Regions from separate parts of the Homo sapiens genome. Here region 2 is linked to region 1. A link is an interaction called in ENCODE POLR2A ChIA-PET data of the cell type or tissue named here. Cell type or tissue: OCI-LY7. All regions are shown on one strand.

Region 1 (4,000 bases):
GATTGTGTTAGTCAGTTCTTGCCTTGCTATAAAGGAATACCTGACACTGTAATTTATGAAGAAAAGAGATTGGCCAGGCGCAGTGGCTCACGCCTGTAATCCCAGCACTTTGGGAGGCCAAGGCGGGTGGATCATTTGAGGTCAGAAGTTCGAGACCAGCCTGGCCAACATGGTGAAACCCCGTCTCTACTAAAAATACAAAAATTAGCAGGGTGTGGTGGTACACACCTGTAATCCCAGCTACTGGGGAGGCTGAGGCAGGAGAATTGCTTGAACCTGGGAGGTGGAGGCTGCAGTGAGCCAAGATCATACCACTGCACTCCAGCCTGGGCAACAGAGTGAGACTCCATCTCAAAAAAAAAAAAAAAAAAGAAAAGAGATTTATTTTGGCTCATGGTTCTGCAGGCTGTACAGGAAGTGTGATGCCAGCATATGCTTCTGATGAGGCCTCAAGAAGCTTCCAATCATGGTGAAAGGTGAAGGGGAGCCAGAGAGTCACATGGCAAGAGAGGGAGCAAGAGTCAGGGGAGGTCCCAGACTCCTTTAAACAACCAGATCTCCCATGAACTGAGCAAGAACTCACTCATCACCAAACAATGATCCAATTGCCTCCCATGATCCAATCGCCTCCCACCAGGCCCCACCTTCAACAATGGGAATTACATTTCAACATGAGATTTGGAGGGGACAAACATCCAAACCATATCATTCTGCCTCTGGCCCCCCAAATCTCATGTCCTCAATTTCAAAATACAATTATGGGCTGAGTGCAGTGGTACATGCCTGTGATCCTAGCACTTTGGGAGGCCGAGGCAGGTGGATCACCTGAGATCAAGAGTTCGAGACCAGCCTGGCCAAATGGTGAAACCTCATCTCTACTAAAAATACAAAAAAATTAGCTGGACGTGGTGGCGAGCATCTGTAATCCCAGCTACTTGGGAGGCTAAGGCAGGAGAATCGCTTGAACCTGGGAGACAGAGGTTGCGGTGAGCCGAGATTGCGTCATTGCACTCCAGCGTGGGCAATAGAGCAAAAACTCGTCTTGGCCGGGCACAGTGGCTCATGCCTGTAATCTCAGCACTTTGGGAGGCCGAGTTGGGCAGATCACCTGAGGTCAGGAGTTCGAGATCAGCCTGACCAACATGGCGAAACCCCATCTCTACTAAAAATACAAAAATTAGCTGGGCATGATGGTGGGTGCCTATAATCCCAACTACTTTGGAGGCTGAGGCAGGAGAATCGCTTGAACCTGGGAGGCGGAGGTTGCAGTCAGCCGAGATTGCACCATTGCACTCCAGCCTGGGCGACAGAGCAAAACTCCGTCTCCAAAAAAAAAAAAAAAAAAAAAAAAATCATGCCTTTGCACTAGTTCCTCAAAGCTTTAACTCCAGCATTAACTCGAAAGTCCCAAGTCCAAAGTCCAAAGTCTCGTTTGGAGATGAGTCCCTTTCACCCATGAACCTGTGAGATCAAAAACAAGTTATTTACTCCCAAGATAAAATGGTGGTACAGGCAACTGGGTAGACATTCTCATTCCAAAGGGGAGAAATTAGCCAAAAGCAGCAGGCAATAGGCCCCACACAAGTCTGAAATCCAGCAAAGCAGTCATTAAATCTAAAAGCTCCAAACTAAGCTCCTTTGACTCCATGTCTGCCATCCAGGGCACACAGGGCTCCAAGCGCCTTGGGCACCTCCTCCCTTTGGCTTTGCTGGATGTAGCCCACACGGCTGCTCTGATGGACTGGAATCCAGTGCCTGCGGCTTTTCTGGGCTCAGGATGCAAGCTGCTGCTGGTTCTACCATTCTTGGATCAAGAGGGCGGCAGTCCCCTTCTCACAGCTCTACTAGGTGATATAATCTAGTATTATCATTATTTTCTTGCTCAAGTTGTTCCAGGTTTGGCCATTGAGAGCTTTTTCGTGGTGGTTCCTGTGACCTTTTGACATGTCCCCATCTTTTTGGAGCACTTTCCTATTGTCTGGTGCCACAAGACAGTCCAGGCCCTTCTTTTTGTTTGTTTGTTTGTTTGTTTGTTCTGGAGACAGAGTCTCACTCTGTTACCCAGGCTGGAGTGCAATGGCGTGGTCTTGGCTCACTGCAACCTCCGCCTCCTGGGTTCAAGCAATTCTCCTGCCTCAGCCTCTCAAGTAGCTGGGACTACAGGCATGTGCCACCACACCCAGCTACTTTTTGTATTTTTAGTAGAAACAGGGTTTCACTTTGTTGGCCAGGCTGGTCTCAAACTCCTGACCTTGTGATCCTCCCACCGCAGCCTCCCAAAGTGTTGGAATTACAGGTGTGAGCCATCGTGTGTTGCCAGCTCCAGGCCCTTTTTGTCCCTACTCCAGTCCTGGAATGAATCACTTCTCTGGGAAAACTTGGATTTTTTTTTTTTTTTTTGAGATGGAGTCTTGCTCTGCTGCCCAGGCTGGAGTGCAGTGGTGTGATCTCAGCTCACTGCAACCTCTGCCTCCCAGGTTCAAGTGATTCTCCTGCCTCAGCCGCCTGGGTAGCTGGGATTACAGGTGCCCGACAACATGCCTGGCTAATTTTTATATTTTAATTAATTAATTTTTTTTTTTTGAGACAGAGTCTCACTCTGTTGCCCAGGCTGGAGTGCAATGACGCCATCTTGGCTCACTGCAACCTCTGCCTCCCTGCAGCCTCCACCTCCTGGGTTCAAGTGATTCTTCTGCCTCAGCCTCCCGAGTAATTGGGATTACATGCACCCACCACCATGCCCAGCTAATTTTTGTATTTTTAGTAGAGAAGGGGTTTTGCCATGTTGGTCAGGCTGATCTCGAACTCCTGACCTCTGCCCACCTCGGCCTCCCAAAGTGCTGGGATCAGAGACATGAGCCACCACGGCCCTCACAATTTTTGTATTTTTAGTAGAGATGAGGTTTGACTATATCAGTCAGGCTGGTCTCGAACTCCTGACCTCAAGTGATCCCCCTACCTCAGCCTCCCAAAGTGCCGGGATTACAGGTGTGAGCCACTGCACCTGGCCCCTTAGTTTTGTTTTTTGTTTTTTGTTTTTTTGTTTTTGAGATAGAGTCTCGCTCTGTCACCCAGCTGGAGTGCAGTGGTGCAATCTCGGCTCACTGCAACCTCCACCTCCCAGGTTCAAGCAATTCTCCTGTCTCAGCATCCTAGGTAGCTGGGACTGCAGGCACCCACCACCACACCTGGCTAATTTTTATATTTTTAGTAGGAGTGGGGTTTTGCCATATTGGCCAGGCTGGTCTCAAACTCCTGACCCCAGGTGATCCACCCACGTTGGCCTCCTAAAGTGCTGGGATTACAGGCATGAGCCACCGCGTCCAGCCTAGATTTTTTTGTTGTTGCTGGAGAATAACATTTAGAAACCAAGATATGGGTACTGGGTGAAAGCTTATTCTTTGATGATTATAAAGCTTATATATCAGAAGATTTACCAATATAGGATGATGCAGCATCTTCAGTAATAATCTGAAGCAAAACAGCCAATATATATGGTTAGCTTTAAGCATGGTTTAAAATGTTTTGTTTACTCCAAAAAATGCTTTAGGTACAAATGCCATTTATATCAAAGTGCTTTCCTTCCTAAAATGCTCCTTTATTTTTAAGCAGGAATATTAATTTTGTTTTATTTTCCATCTCACATTCTTCTATCCATAATGTCAAAATAATTACGTCTTATATTTTAAATAATAGAATTACAAAATGTTCAATCTCATTGATAATCAAAAATCTTGGCCGGGCACAGTGGTTCATGCCTATAATCCCAGCATTTTGGGAGGCCAAGGCCGGTGGACCACGAGGTCAGGAGATCGAGACCATCCTGGCTAACACGGTGAAACCCTGTCTCTACTAAAAATACAAAAAATTAGCTGGGCTTGGTGGCATGTACCTGTAGTCCCAGCTACTCAGGAAGCTGAGGCAGGAGAATCGCTTGAACCCAGGAGGCGGAGGTTGCAGTGAGCCAAGATCGCACCACTGCACTCCAGCCTGAGTGACA
Region 2 (4,000 bases), 210 kb after region 1:
GCTTCTGTAAAACAGGAATGATAGTCATACTTACGTTGCAGTCATATTTATTTTCCCAAACATCGTGGGGCCAAACAAAATGGTGCTCTTGCTGTAATTCCCAGTGCTTGGTGCGTAGTACAGTCCTCAGTGTCAAAGGAATGGCCGGTGAGCAACGTTGATAGGAGGAGTCGTTCAGGCGGCGTTGCCAGTAATCCAGGTGAAGAATGATTGGAAAATGTATTGTGGTGGAATGAGGAGGTTATTGCTGCCAGGACCTAGCTGAGCAGACTGATCCAACCCACACATATCCAATTCCTGAAATAGATCCTAGCAAGTCAGCTCAATCGAGAATGTTTTGAGTCATCCACTACAGATGAGATGCTGGCAGTGGGGACCCAGCATGTTGGCCATTTTCTGGAGAACCCTAATTTACGACTCTGTTAGTGGCTGAGTTAGAGAATTTATTTTGTGAGTTAAAGAATTTTAATTTATGTCATCATTAAGTACAGTCATGGCATAGAACAGGTGCTCAGAAGATATTTACTGAATGAAATATGTTATATAAGACACTTCAAGTGCTTTAGGGCCAGTAGAATTTATCTCATACCAAGAGTGAGATATTTAAAAAACAAAGATGATATGTCCCAGAAGTTAGCCAGATGAAAAAAAGGAATTCACTGAGACAGAATGAAGTATGTAACCCAGGAGCATTCTGAAGTCTCCCTGGGATCAGTGAGAGATAGGATGGGTAAAAGATAAGGCACAGAGAGTTCTCAATGGACTTGACCCTGCTTATCTATGCTCACAAAATGAGCTACCAGAAGGCAGAACACAAAGCACAGGTGCTCCCTAAGGAATTTCCATATTTATGTTTGAGTGGCTTTTGGTGCTATCTATCTATTATCCTGTTTATATTGGTTCCAGTTTTGCATTTCCTGAGTACACACCAGCTAATAATAAGGGGCCAGAGCCGGTTATATATTGGGGAAGCTGTCCTCCCTGGGATTAAAACTGTGGCCATGAATAATCCACAGAGAGGAGAGACTGAAAGCTCTACCCTGAGAGGAAGCGAGTCATTGTGGATATCTTTTGGATTCAGATAGTTTTCCCATCCTAGGTGAGACACCACCCTGGGGATTGGAAGTTCAAATGTCCACGGGGCAAGGCAGGTCAGATAAATGAGGAAACCGTCTGGGAAAAAAGCAAAAAAGAACGGTGCCTGTGTCCTCCAGTGGGTGGCTGGGTAAACAAACCACCGTGGACTATTACTGGCCAGTAAAAGCAACGCACTATTGATACCTGCAACAAGATGGATCAATCTACGGGGAATTACGATGAGTGAAAAAACCAACCCCAAAGGCCACATACTGCATGATTTCATTTCGATAACATTCTCCATTTGACAAAATTATAGAATTGAAGAAGAGATTAGTGTTTGCCTTTGCCTGGGGCTGAGGAGGAGCAGGATAAGGATGGGTGTGCCTATCCCGCGGGATCCTGCTGGTGACTAAACTGTCTGTGTCTTGACTGTCCTTGTCAATATCCTGGTTGTGATCTTGTATTAGAGTTCTGCAAGATGTTACAATTAGGGGGAGACTGGGTAAAAAGAACATGGGATCTCTCTGAATTATCTTGTACAATTGCATGTGAACCTACCATTATCTTAAAACAAAAATTCAATATGAAGAAGGAAGGGTGGGGACTGTGGTAAACTAGACAGCACATGACTCTTTTAAAGGGCAACTGTGTTTTTTTAGAAAACCAACATATAGTACAAACCCAAAATAACAAGCACCTCCCCGTCGACTAACCAATCAACCAACCAACAAAGAAATAAAAATATCTGTCTACCCACTTAAGCTCTCAAACTTTTTTTCTAGAGTAACCATTTTAGACGTAAATCCTTAAAAAATGTAGCACATATTCCTCCACCTTTTTAAATGTCATCTACTGAATGTAGCAAATCTTCTCAGCTGCTCATTGAATCAAGATTTCTTCATCTGCAAATCATTGATAACCTTGCTGGAAATGGCTTAACCACCAAGAGAAGGCTATTTGTATAATAAAAAGTTGGGATAGAGGATGAAGATGTTTAGGGCTGTTTGAACATTATTCTATGAAGCCCTGCTGCCGTGCTTTGTAAGTTTTAGAATTGATTTTAGGGTTTTTCTGTCTCCTCTTTTACTGCCAGGCTCATAGTAATGTTTTCTTGATACTGTCAGCATGCTTGCATGCAGCGAACTATCATTTCCTTCTCACTTACTGGGAGCTTGAAAGTGGATAACAAAACTCTCTCTCTCTCTCTCTCTCTCTCTGTGTGTGTGTGTGTGTGTAAGTAAGAGAGAGAGGAAGGGAGGGAGAGACAGAAGGAGGGAGATAGAGAGAGATTGAGTAAATAGGCATTGAGTGGGAATCGGAGGGACTGAATATTCACGCTTTTGTGTATAGTCTTTGTAACATCCCTTTTGACTACTCAAAGGCCTTATTGATTTCAAATAGTCAAGACTTCTGAGACACTGCATTTTGAGAAGGTAAAATGAAACTTAAAAGTGGAAATTGCATGTTGCTTATTTCAGACTGGCCAGAATAATACTTTTGAGAGGCAGCTTGTGAGAGGGTTAAAAACCTAGGCTCTGGAGCCAGACTGTCTGGGTTTAAATCCTGGCCCTACTTCATGCAAGCTGTGTGACTTCTTCAGGCAAGTTACCTAACCTCTCTGTGCCTCGGTTTCTTTACCTATAAACTAGAGTTGATGATAATAATACCTATCTCATAGTGTTGTTGGAATTAAATGAACTGATAGATGTAAAACATGTAGAAGGGAATCTAACACATAGGAAATGCTACATATGTTTGTAAATATGAAGCGGTAGATGTTGCCAGCCACTACTCTCCATCTTCCTGTAACTTTCTCTCCCAGCAGGTCTGGCAGATTTTTGACCATAGGTGAGGACACATGAAGCAGTTTTCTTTAGGTTCCTGGATTATTATCATTTGGCCGTATGGGAGACCCCAGCCTTCCTCTAGACCGTGTCTCCTTGGGACCCATGAATTTAGGATGTGGAAGGGAGAGTGGGAGATGCAGAAGGCTTCATGTGATTTTCCTGTGCCTGAACCTGCCATTCCTCTGTTCTCACGATGGCTCTGGATGCCCCTTCTATCCCTTCTGTCATCTGTCCCTCTAGGTGCAAGTTTTAGATTCCCTGGAGAGACCATCTGACTGGCCCAGCTTGGCCAGGCGTGGGCATCAGTTCGAGCCTGGGGAGTCTCAAGTGGTATAAGCAGTGTAAGGGGCTCACGATAGAAGGCATGGGGCAGGGATGAAGTCACTGTCCTGAGCTGGGCAGGTGCTCAGAAACGGCTCATTACATTCATGCATCAGACTAGATACTGCACTAGGGAGACCTGGGGCTGCAGTTAGCTGCTTACTAGCGGGGTGTCTTTAGGGAATCCATTTTACCACCTTATCCTTCAGTCTCCTCATTGGAAATGGGGAAGTTGGTGATACCTGTATTTCTTACCTCACCAGTCTAGGACCAGCTACATAGTTTGCCGGTTCCAGTACAAAATGAAAACATGGGACACTTTTTTCCAGCATGATTATTAAGACAGCAACAGCAGAGCATTAAACCAAGTGTGGGGTCCTTTTAAATGTAAAGTCCTAGGGAGGTTGCACACCCAAGAAGCTGCCCTGCACAAGATGGTGATAATGATCTCATGCAAAGCCATATAGCACAAGCATCATACATCTTCCGCTTGTGTGTTTCGTCATTTAATCTTAAAATGTTCTTTATTTTTATTTATTTACTTATTTTTGAGACGGAGTCTCTCGCTCTTTCACCCAGGCTGGAGTGCAGCGGCACGATCTCGGCTCACTGCAACCTCCGCCTCCCGGGTTCAAGCAATTCTCGTGCCTCAGCCTCTGGAGTAGCTGGGATTACAGGCGCTGCCACCATGCCTGGCTAATTTTTGTGTTTTTAGTAGAAGCGGGGTTTTGCCATGTTGGCCAGGCTGGTCT

What was found. Peaks named below come from ENCODE experiments on the same cell type or tissue, not always from the same donor. Only the 100,000 strongest peaks of a DNase experiment are listed, where the experiment ranks them.
Region 2: POLR2A ChIA-PET joins it to region 1 with 18 read pairs; 1 of 35 experiments calls an interaction of 5 or more read pairs at or near these places.

What each region holds. Positions count from the first base shown.
Region 1 is chr13:40,701,291-40,705,290 of GRCh38, reverse strand. No RefSeq gene overlaps it. Among named protein-coding and RNA genes, the nearest start is that of MIR320D1, 25 kb to the left of the region's middle. In OCI-LY7, no CTCF peak of the experiment used is centred here; no DNase peak of the experiment used is centred here; H3K27ac peaks cover 385 bases.
Region 2 is chr13:40,492,910-40,496,909 of GRCh38, reverse strand. No RefSeq gene overlaps it. Among named protein-coding and RNA genes, the nearest start is that of LINC00598, 14 kb to the right of the region's middle. In OCI-LY7, no CTCF peak of the experiment used is centred here; a DNase peak (open chromatin) is centred at 2,241.